Linked DNA regions of Homo sapiens: region 2 is linked to region 1. The links are chromatin contacts, found by Hi-C or POLR2A ChIA-PET in ENCODE. All regions are on one chromosome and are shown on one strand. Each heading gives the region's core, a stretch centred on a gene start or an enhancer-like site at or near the end of the contact. The rest is flanking DNA. Distances are from core to core; before and after follow the strand shown. Region 1 overlaps TTC1 (tetratricopeptide repeat domain 1). Region 2 has its middle 45 kb from the start of FABP6-AS1.

Region 1 (3,652 bases), core at 549-3,048:
CTGCACTCCAGCCTGGGTGACAGAGCGAGACCCCCCTCAAAAAAAAAAAAAAAAAAATGAGAACCACTTTCTAGCATAATGCTGGCTGCACAGGAAGCACCGAACACTGACTACCAGACCATCCAGCATTCCACACGGTTTCCATACAACTTGTGTGATTTTTCACACACACATTTTCAGGAAAATTGGATGCCAGATTTAACAGTTTCTTCTGAGGTTCACTTTGACCAAAAGAAGAAAAAAGATAAAAAGCTTTTAGGAACAGATGAGAAGAACCACATAGTCCTTAACACTGGGAGTATGACTGACTACTGCATGTCACTTACAGAATTATATGTGTAATTTACATCCAAGATGAAACTTGCATGTCAAGCTTTTGAGACTCAAACCAGAGCAACTGCAAGCTTCTCACTAGCATCAACTGATGAGCACAAAAAAATTCTATCTTTGACACCTCTAGGTTCATGTAGTTTAAAAGAATATGGTTTTGTTCTGGGGTTCATATACTACCATTCCTCAATGAAGCTATTTTAAGTTAAAAATATTAACATTTGGTCAAACACAGATTTATAATTATCTATACAAACCTGGAGGGGCCCAAGATAGCTTGTAAGGTGGACTTTCTGAATTCTAGTACATGGTAGAATGGTCAACTCTTCAAGATAAATCTTCAAGGCAACAAAAACTTTGGGCAGATCTGTGGAATCTGGAATCAGTAACCCTGCTTGAAACCAACACTGCTCCCAAAGCCAGAGAAGGCTTCTGCCTTAGTTGTCGTTACGTGACAAAATTCACAACCTAACCCAGACCTAAGCACAGAAAGCTTTTATTACCACAGAGGAAATCAGGAAATGCTGGAGGCAGCCTCGTTAGCTGTGTGATCAGGGAGGGGACAGCAGGCGGGAACCCGTCATCAATCATGTCTGGGCAGTCTCCCAACCAACAGGTTTGTTTGGTTCAGGAGAGGCTTTTGCTGGGCTGTGTGTGTGTATGATCAGGAAGGTCAGCCTCAACAAATGGGCTTCTTCCTGGACATAGGACAGCCAGAATCGGGGACACCAGCTGCACAGACACCACCTTAAAATGGAAATCAAATTAGGTTCATTACATCAGGAAGTACATTTCACCCTGATCATAAAAGAGGGACAAGGGAGCACTGGGCTCTACTGGATAGCCTTTCTTTTAGATAAGATGCTTTTAAAAGTTAAACATTGGCAGGGCCTTTCCCCTAGCTAACAGCAAGCAGCACACAATTCCAAGTCAGCTTGTAAAGCTTTTGTTATCTTTGTTATCTGTTATTATTTGGATTTTGAACGAAATTGATGGAGTACGAGCCGGTAGAGGAATCCTGTTTGATCTGGAAATTTTCCGTGGAGAGCCCAAAAGGTCGGAGAACCAAGTTCCCAAGATCTTTTAATTTACCTGTAATGTAAAAGCAAAAACTCAAATGAATACAGGAATGAACAGAAGCAGGAAGGTACCAATTAATCTTGCCTTACCACTGAGTACAAAATATAAAAGTATCTCTTTGCAGTTAAAGAAATGCCTACTTTTAATATGATGAAAGCTTCCAGGAGAGTTCCCAGCCCCTATTCCCCACTCAGCAGTGCAGTCACTTTAATGCCATCCACCCTCAGCCTGTGCTTGCATAGATGAGAGTGGAGTCCTGCTGGCTCTCTCTGGGAATCAAAGCCTCCTGTCCTAACTGGCCAGTGCTATCAGAGGACACAGGCTTCTGGGGTGAGTTCTGGGAAAACCAACTGCTGTTCCAGTGAGGCTCAAGGCACCCTGCCAAGCCAGGTCTGCCTGGTAGTGAGGGCAGAGGTCCCTCCAAGTCTCTTCTCTCTAGAACGGCAGCAGCCACCTGCTAAATGTAATTCAACTCAGCCCATTTCCACTGAGCTTGGATTCATATTCAAGAGCTTCCTGCTTTCCTAAACAAATCCTTAGCTTCTATACCAGACTAGCCATTTCTTAGAAATGGGATCATCTTGATTTGCACAGCAACCTCAATAAGACCTCAATAGTCCAGCCTCCTCTTCCCAAGTTTCAGGCTTTATTTACACGACTTGGGTGAGGTATATAGGATGGGCGTGGTGGCTCACGCCTGTAATCCCAGCACTTTGGGAGGCCGAGATGGGTGGATCACCTGAGGTCAGGAGTTCGAGACCAGCCTGGCCAACATGATGAAACCCTATCTCTACAAAAAATACAAAAATCAGCTGAGGGTGGTGGCATACGCCTACAGTCCCAGCTACTAGGGAGGCTGAGGCAGGACAATCGTTTGCACCTGGGAGGCAGAGGTTGCAGTGAGCTGAGATTGCGCCACTGCACTCCAGCCTGGGTGACAGAGTGAGACTCCGTCTCAAAAAAAAAAAAAAAAAAAAGTCATGGTCTATAGCCAGCGGTTCTTGCCAAGCATGGTGACTCATGCCTGTATTCCCAGCACTTTGGGAAGCTGAGGCAAGAGGAGGGTTTGAGCCCAGGAGTTCAAGACCAGCCCGAGCAACGCAGTGAGACTCTATCTCTACAAATTTTTTTTTTAAAAACAAAAAACAGTTCTTATGCTGTTTTAAGATATAAGGAACATCTGAAACTAGGAATGTTCCAGAAAATTTTGGCAGGGATGGGTGAATAAACAGTTTCAACCCTTTCTAAACTGCTTTAATTTTTCTTACAGGTCTACTTCCAGTGGAGGTGAGAATGGGGGTGGACGAAAAGAGAAATCCCTAATCACCAGAGGTACAGGCTCCTTCCCACTTCTTAGCAGCTTTTCTCACTCTGAGGCCTCCCATCTTAGAGTAAAGCCCAGGTAAAGAACTTAAAGGTGCATGGCCTTGGCTGGGTGCAGTGGCTCACACCTGTAATCCCAGCACTTTGGGAGGCTGAGGCAGGAGGATCATGTGAGCCTAGGAGTTTGAGACCAGCCTGGGCAACATAGGGAGACCCTGTATCTACAAAAATTTAAAAATTAGCTAGGTGTGGTGGCACACACCTGTTGTCACAGCTATGCAGAGGCTGAGTTAGGAGGATTGCTTGAGCCCAAGGAGTTCAGGGCTGCAGTGAGCCATGATCATACCATTGCACTCCAGCCTGGGTAACAGAGCAAAAAAAACGCATGGCCTTTACATTTTACAGGCCTCCCTAATAACTCATGGTGAGAACTTTTAGTCTCAGGCTTAAGAACTAGCCCAAGGAAGCTCACTATGTCCAGAGAAAGGCCAACCCATCTTTGGATAAAACAGTAAATTGAGAAAGCTCCCAGAACCTGGGATGGCTGTTCTCCAGGCAGGCCTCCCAAACCTAAACCTGGGACACACACGTTCTGTGCTGCTGCTTGTGTCAGGAAATCACTGGCATAAACCCTGGGTGCCTGCACAAGGCAGCGGCACAGCCTCGGGCACATGGGCGTAGAGGGAGGGGCTCACAACAAGCAAGAGAAAGACAGGGCAGCCTCAGGGTGACCTGAGTTAGCAACACCAACCAGGAACGCTGGCAGTTTGTTCTGGGGTTGGAAAAAGAGGACAGGAAGGGGGAAAAAAAAAACCATCAAAAGCAGCCCAAGAAAATGTTGGTACTGGGAAATCCTTGGCTCTTGTGATATGGAGTGAGTGAAGTGAGAATGAGTATCAAGAGCCACTCACATCAGACT
Region 2 (3,652 bases), core at 304-2,803, 100 kb before region 1:
CAGAAATGCAGCCAGGATCCTTGAGATTTCATTGGCAAATCCCTCCAATTCCAAGCAATCAGGGTGGGTTTTAAAGGGCCCCAGGTTCTTTGCTGGCTTCTTTCTGCCTTGAAGAAAATGAAGTAGAATTTAGTTCTTAGGTAAATCATAGACTTGTGTAGAATGTTGGAGTCATGGAAGCTTAGATGAGCAGGTGGAGACGGGGCAGGGAAAAGTTTTCCTCTACCTTGTTAGGATAATGACTGGGGGCCTGCAAATTAAACTGACAAAAGACAGATTAGCATGAGAAGAGACGGATTTAATCATTTAATCTTATCCTTAAAGGAATTCACACAAAAATGTGACTCAGGAAGGCATTAGAATTGGGAGTTTATATACCATCTTAATAGAGGAAGGAAAAGGGAGAAGGGCACTTACAGGAACACGTGACTTTTAGGAAAGAGAGATGGGCCCTTAGGAGAATAGATGGGAGATATGATAATTTTGTGACAGTCTGTTTAGGTGTGGTGACTTCTAGCCTTCAGAGATAACAGTCAATCTTCCCTGATTGCTCTGGGAGGGGATTTATAATTGAGTTCTTTTGGGAGGCTCTACTTTTAGGCAGATCAAAGATTTCAGGAACTCAAATCCCTTCTGCTCATAATAATTTTTATGCCATGGCAGCATATTCTAGACCCCTTCACTGAAAAGTCCAGGGATTAGATACCAACTACATCATTTAAAGCTGGATCTAGGAGCTCAAACCATTTCATCAAGTCTCAGTTATTTTTCTGTCTCTTACACATGTCAATTAATCAATCTGTTGTCCTCTCCCTCCCTCTCTATGCTGTCTTTCTCTGTGATGGCTTCATTCTCTGGCAAGCTCCTCCCATGTCAGGACCAGATGGCCCCCAGCACCTCCAGATATGCATCAAGCCAATTGCTGTCAATTTTACTTTTCCCAAGAGTTCCAGCAAAATCCCTTGGATTGGGTTTCACTGGATCCAGCAGAAGAAGAAGTCTGCTGATTGGCCAGGCCGGGCACACATGCCCACCCTCAAGCTGGGAGGGTGGAAAAGCAAAGTCAGCCTCACCCAAACCGCATGGACTGAGTGGAGGCGGGGTGGTTTCCCGGAGGATAACTAGGGTGCTGCTAACAGAAGGAGCAGAGTGGATGCTCGGCAAGGGAAAACCACAGATGTCCTCTGTACAGAGTGACTCTACAGTGTAAGAAAAGCTGAATCACAGAGTCATGGGATCACAGAGTCTCAGGAGACCCCTTCAAAGTGGGCTCCTCCAGTTCTTTCTGTGGCAGCTGCTTGCCCGGTGCCTCAGGGAGCCCCATGCTGTCCCTGACTGATGCCTGAGTGCTGGGCAGCCTGGGGAATCGGGGCGAGGGTCCCCCTGGCATTCCCCCCTCCTTCCTCACTGCTCTTCTGCTGGAAGATTCTGGGTCACAGCTGCCCACCAGGCGCCTTGTTTATGCTCCTTCCCAGCGAGCTCTGGGTTCTGGCCATCTGCCAGGCTGGCTGCCAGCCACACTGACCACAGACTACATTCTCTCTCCCTGACACACAGGCCCAGTCGGAAGGACATCCGGGGCTCCTCCAGGGATAGCAGCAGGCCAGGGCACAGAGAGCGGTCCTCTTGGAGGCCGAGGCCTCAGGCCTCTTCTAGACTAGGATAGTGGTCTCCCCTCTCACCTTCCACCAGAGCCACAGCCACGCCTCTCCAGCAACACACTGGAGCATGCAGTTCAGATCTGCTCAGACACTCTTAAGGCTTGGGCCATTACGTTTCTCCCAAGTGAGAGCCAGCAGCAAGAGGAAAAGAAGGGTTAACCTAAACAGAGCCTTACTGAGTAGAAAGGCCAGACCTTCTTCCTCTCCCCGCAACTGGGTCTCAAAGAGATTCCCCAGTGACTCCTGCTATCCCTTCTTCTTTTCCTCCTTCCCTGTTCACTGCTCTCTCCATAGAACATTCCAGCAGAAAGACAGCTTTAAAAACACCTAATCTGGGATAGCTCAGTGGCTCACGTCTGTAATGCCAGCCTTTTGGGAGGCTGAGGTGGGCGGATCGCTTGAGCCCACAAGCTCAAGGTATGCCTGGGCAACATAGGGAGACCCTGCCTCTACAGATAATTTTTTAAAAAATTAGCCAGGCCAGGTGGCACAGACTTGTGGTCCCAGCTACTCAAGAAGCTGAGGCAGGAGGATCACCTGAGCCTGGGAGGTTGAGGCTACAGTAAGTCATTATCGCACTAGTGCACTCCAGCCTGAGTGACAGAGGAGACCCTGTCTCAAAAGAAAAGAAAAAAAAAAAAGCCCGGACACGGTGGCTTACACCTGTAATCCCAGCGCTTTGGGAGGCTGAGGTGGGTAGACCACGACGTCAGGAGATTAAGACCAGCCTGGCCAAGATGGTGAAACCCCATCTCTACTAAAAATGCAAAAAATTAGCCAGGCATGGTGGTAGGTGCCTGTAATACCAGGTACTCGGGAGACTGAGGCAGAGAATTGCTTGAACCCGGGAGGCAGAGGTTGCAGTGAGCCTAGATCTCGCCACTGCACTCCAGCCTGGGCTACAGATGGAGACTCTGTCTCAAAAACAAAACAAAACAACACAAACAAACAAAAAACCCACCTAATCTGGAGATGGCAGGCTGGCAGCTCACAGTCCAGAATACGTTGTACTTGGCCCTCCTACTTTTTAAGAAAAATTTGAGCCAAAGTTTTAATAATCGGGAAATTTCAAATAAAAATTGATGTGTTCAATTTCTCTAGAAAGTGTGTGAGATCTGCTAACATTGGGCATCCATGTCCACATGGCACCAATCAGCATATGCTGAGTGCCAGTTGCCCTAAAGACAGAGTGGGCATCCTACATGTTCCCCATAGACAGTCAGCAGGCCCCTCTTATTCCCCTCCACTGAGACCAAGTGCCAGTTGTCATTTTCCTTCACTCCTTTTTTTTTTTTTTTTTTGAGACTCAGTCTTGCTCTGTCACCCAGGCTGGAGTACAGTGGGGCAATCTCAGCCTGCTGCAACCTCGGCTTCCCAGGTTCAAGTGATTCTCTTGCCTCAGCCTCCTGAGTATCTGGGATTACAGGTACATGCCATCATGCCTGGCTAATTTTTGTATTTTTAATAGAGATGGGGTTTCACCATGTTGGCCAGGCTGGTCTCAAACTCCTGACCTTAAGTGATCCACCTGCCTTGGCCTCCCAAAGTGCTGGGATTACAGGTGTGAGCCACCACGCCCCGCCATCATTTTCCTTCACTCTTGCATTTTTTTTTTAATTACTTTAGATAGTCTGCCTCTACGGATTCATCAGAAATAGGAAACGAGACTGAGAGTGTGGCATGTTTCAAGGAAATCAGAAGAGAACCTACGTGTTTATAGAGGAAATGAATATTCCTAGACGTTTCTATTATTGGCATGACCCCAGTGTAAGCATTTGCATTTGTAACCCCAATCTCATCAACCGCCTGCTAGTTTGCAGTAGGACTCATCTAGGCCCAGAAAGGTATATCCAGTCCCTTGGCCAAGGCTGGGCTGAGTCAGAAAAAAGGGGATGTAAAGGGGGTTTGGGGTTCCCTCCATCCACACCTGCTCTCAGCATAAATGAAGACATCTTTTCAGAAGCAACATCACCGTCATCTCCATGCCTCTC

What was found. A loop is a pair of places that touch in the nucleus more often than their neighbours do. ChIA-PET counts read pairs that join two places held with the same protein, here RNA polymerase II (POLR2A).
Region 2: a map of astrocyte of the cerebellum shows a loop between it and region 1 (5-fold over the local background). The contact joins two enhancer-like sites. A Hi-C loop is called at or near these places in 1 of 168 maps with a recorded cell type or tissue (astrocyte of the cerebellum). POLR2A ChIA-PET finds 5 or more read pairs at or near these places in 8 of 52 experiments (BJ, HEK293T, OCI-LY7 and 5 more).

What each region holds. Positions count from the first base shown.
Region 1 is chr5:160,062,702-160,066,353 of GRCh38, reverse strand. It overlaps TTC1 (tetratricopeptide repeat domain 1), which reads right to left. Exons shown (of 8, transcript NM_003314.3): 8 at 811-1,422. The coding sequence ends at 1,289. It also overlaps a transcript of PWWP2A not described here. Among named protein-coding and RNA genes, the nearest start is that of PWWP2A, 55 kb to the left of the region's middle. Within about 2 kb of position 1,798, at least 11 of the 41 ENCODE cell types and tissues checked have a DNase peak (open chromatin) inside an H3K27ac peak, as active enhancers do; they include PC-9, where a contact is called at or near this core.
Region 2 is chr5:160,163,197-160,166,848 of GRCh38, reverse strand. No RefSeq gene overlaps it. Among named protein-coding and RNA genes, the nearest start is that of FABP6-AS1, 45 kb to the left of the region's middle. RefSeq lists enhancers at 1-158, 813-1,107, 1,360-1,959, 3,641-3,652 and a silencer at 813-1,107. Within about 2 kb of position 1,553, at least 32 of the 41 ENCODE cell types and tissues checked have a DNase peak (open chromatin) inside an H3K27ac peak, as active enhancers do; they include PC-9, where a contact is called at or near this core.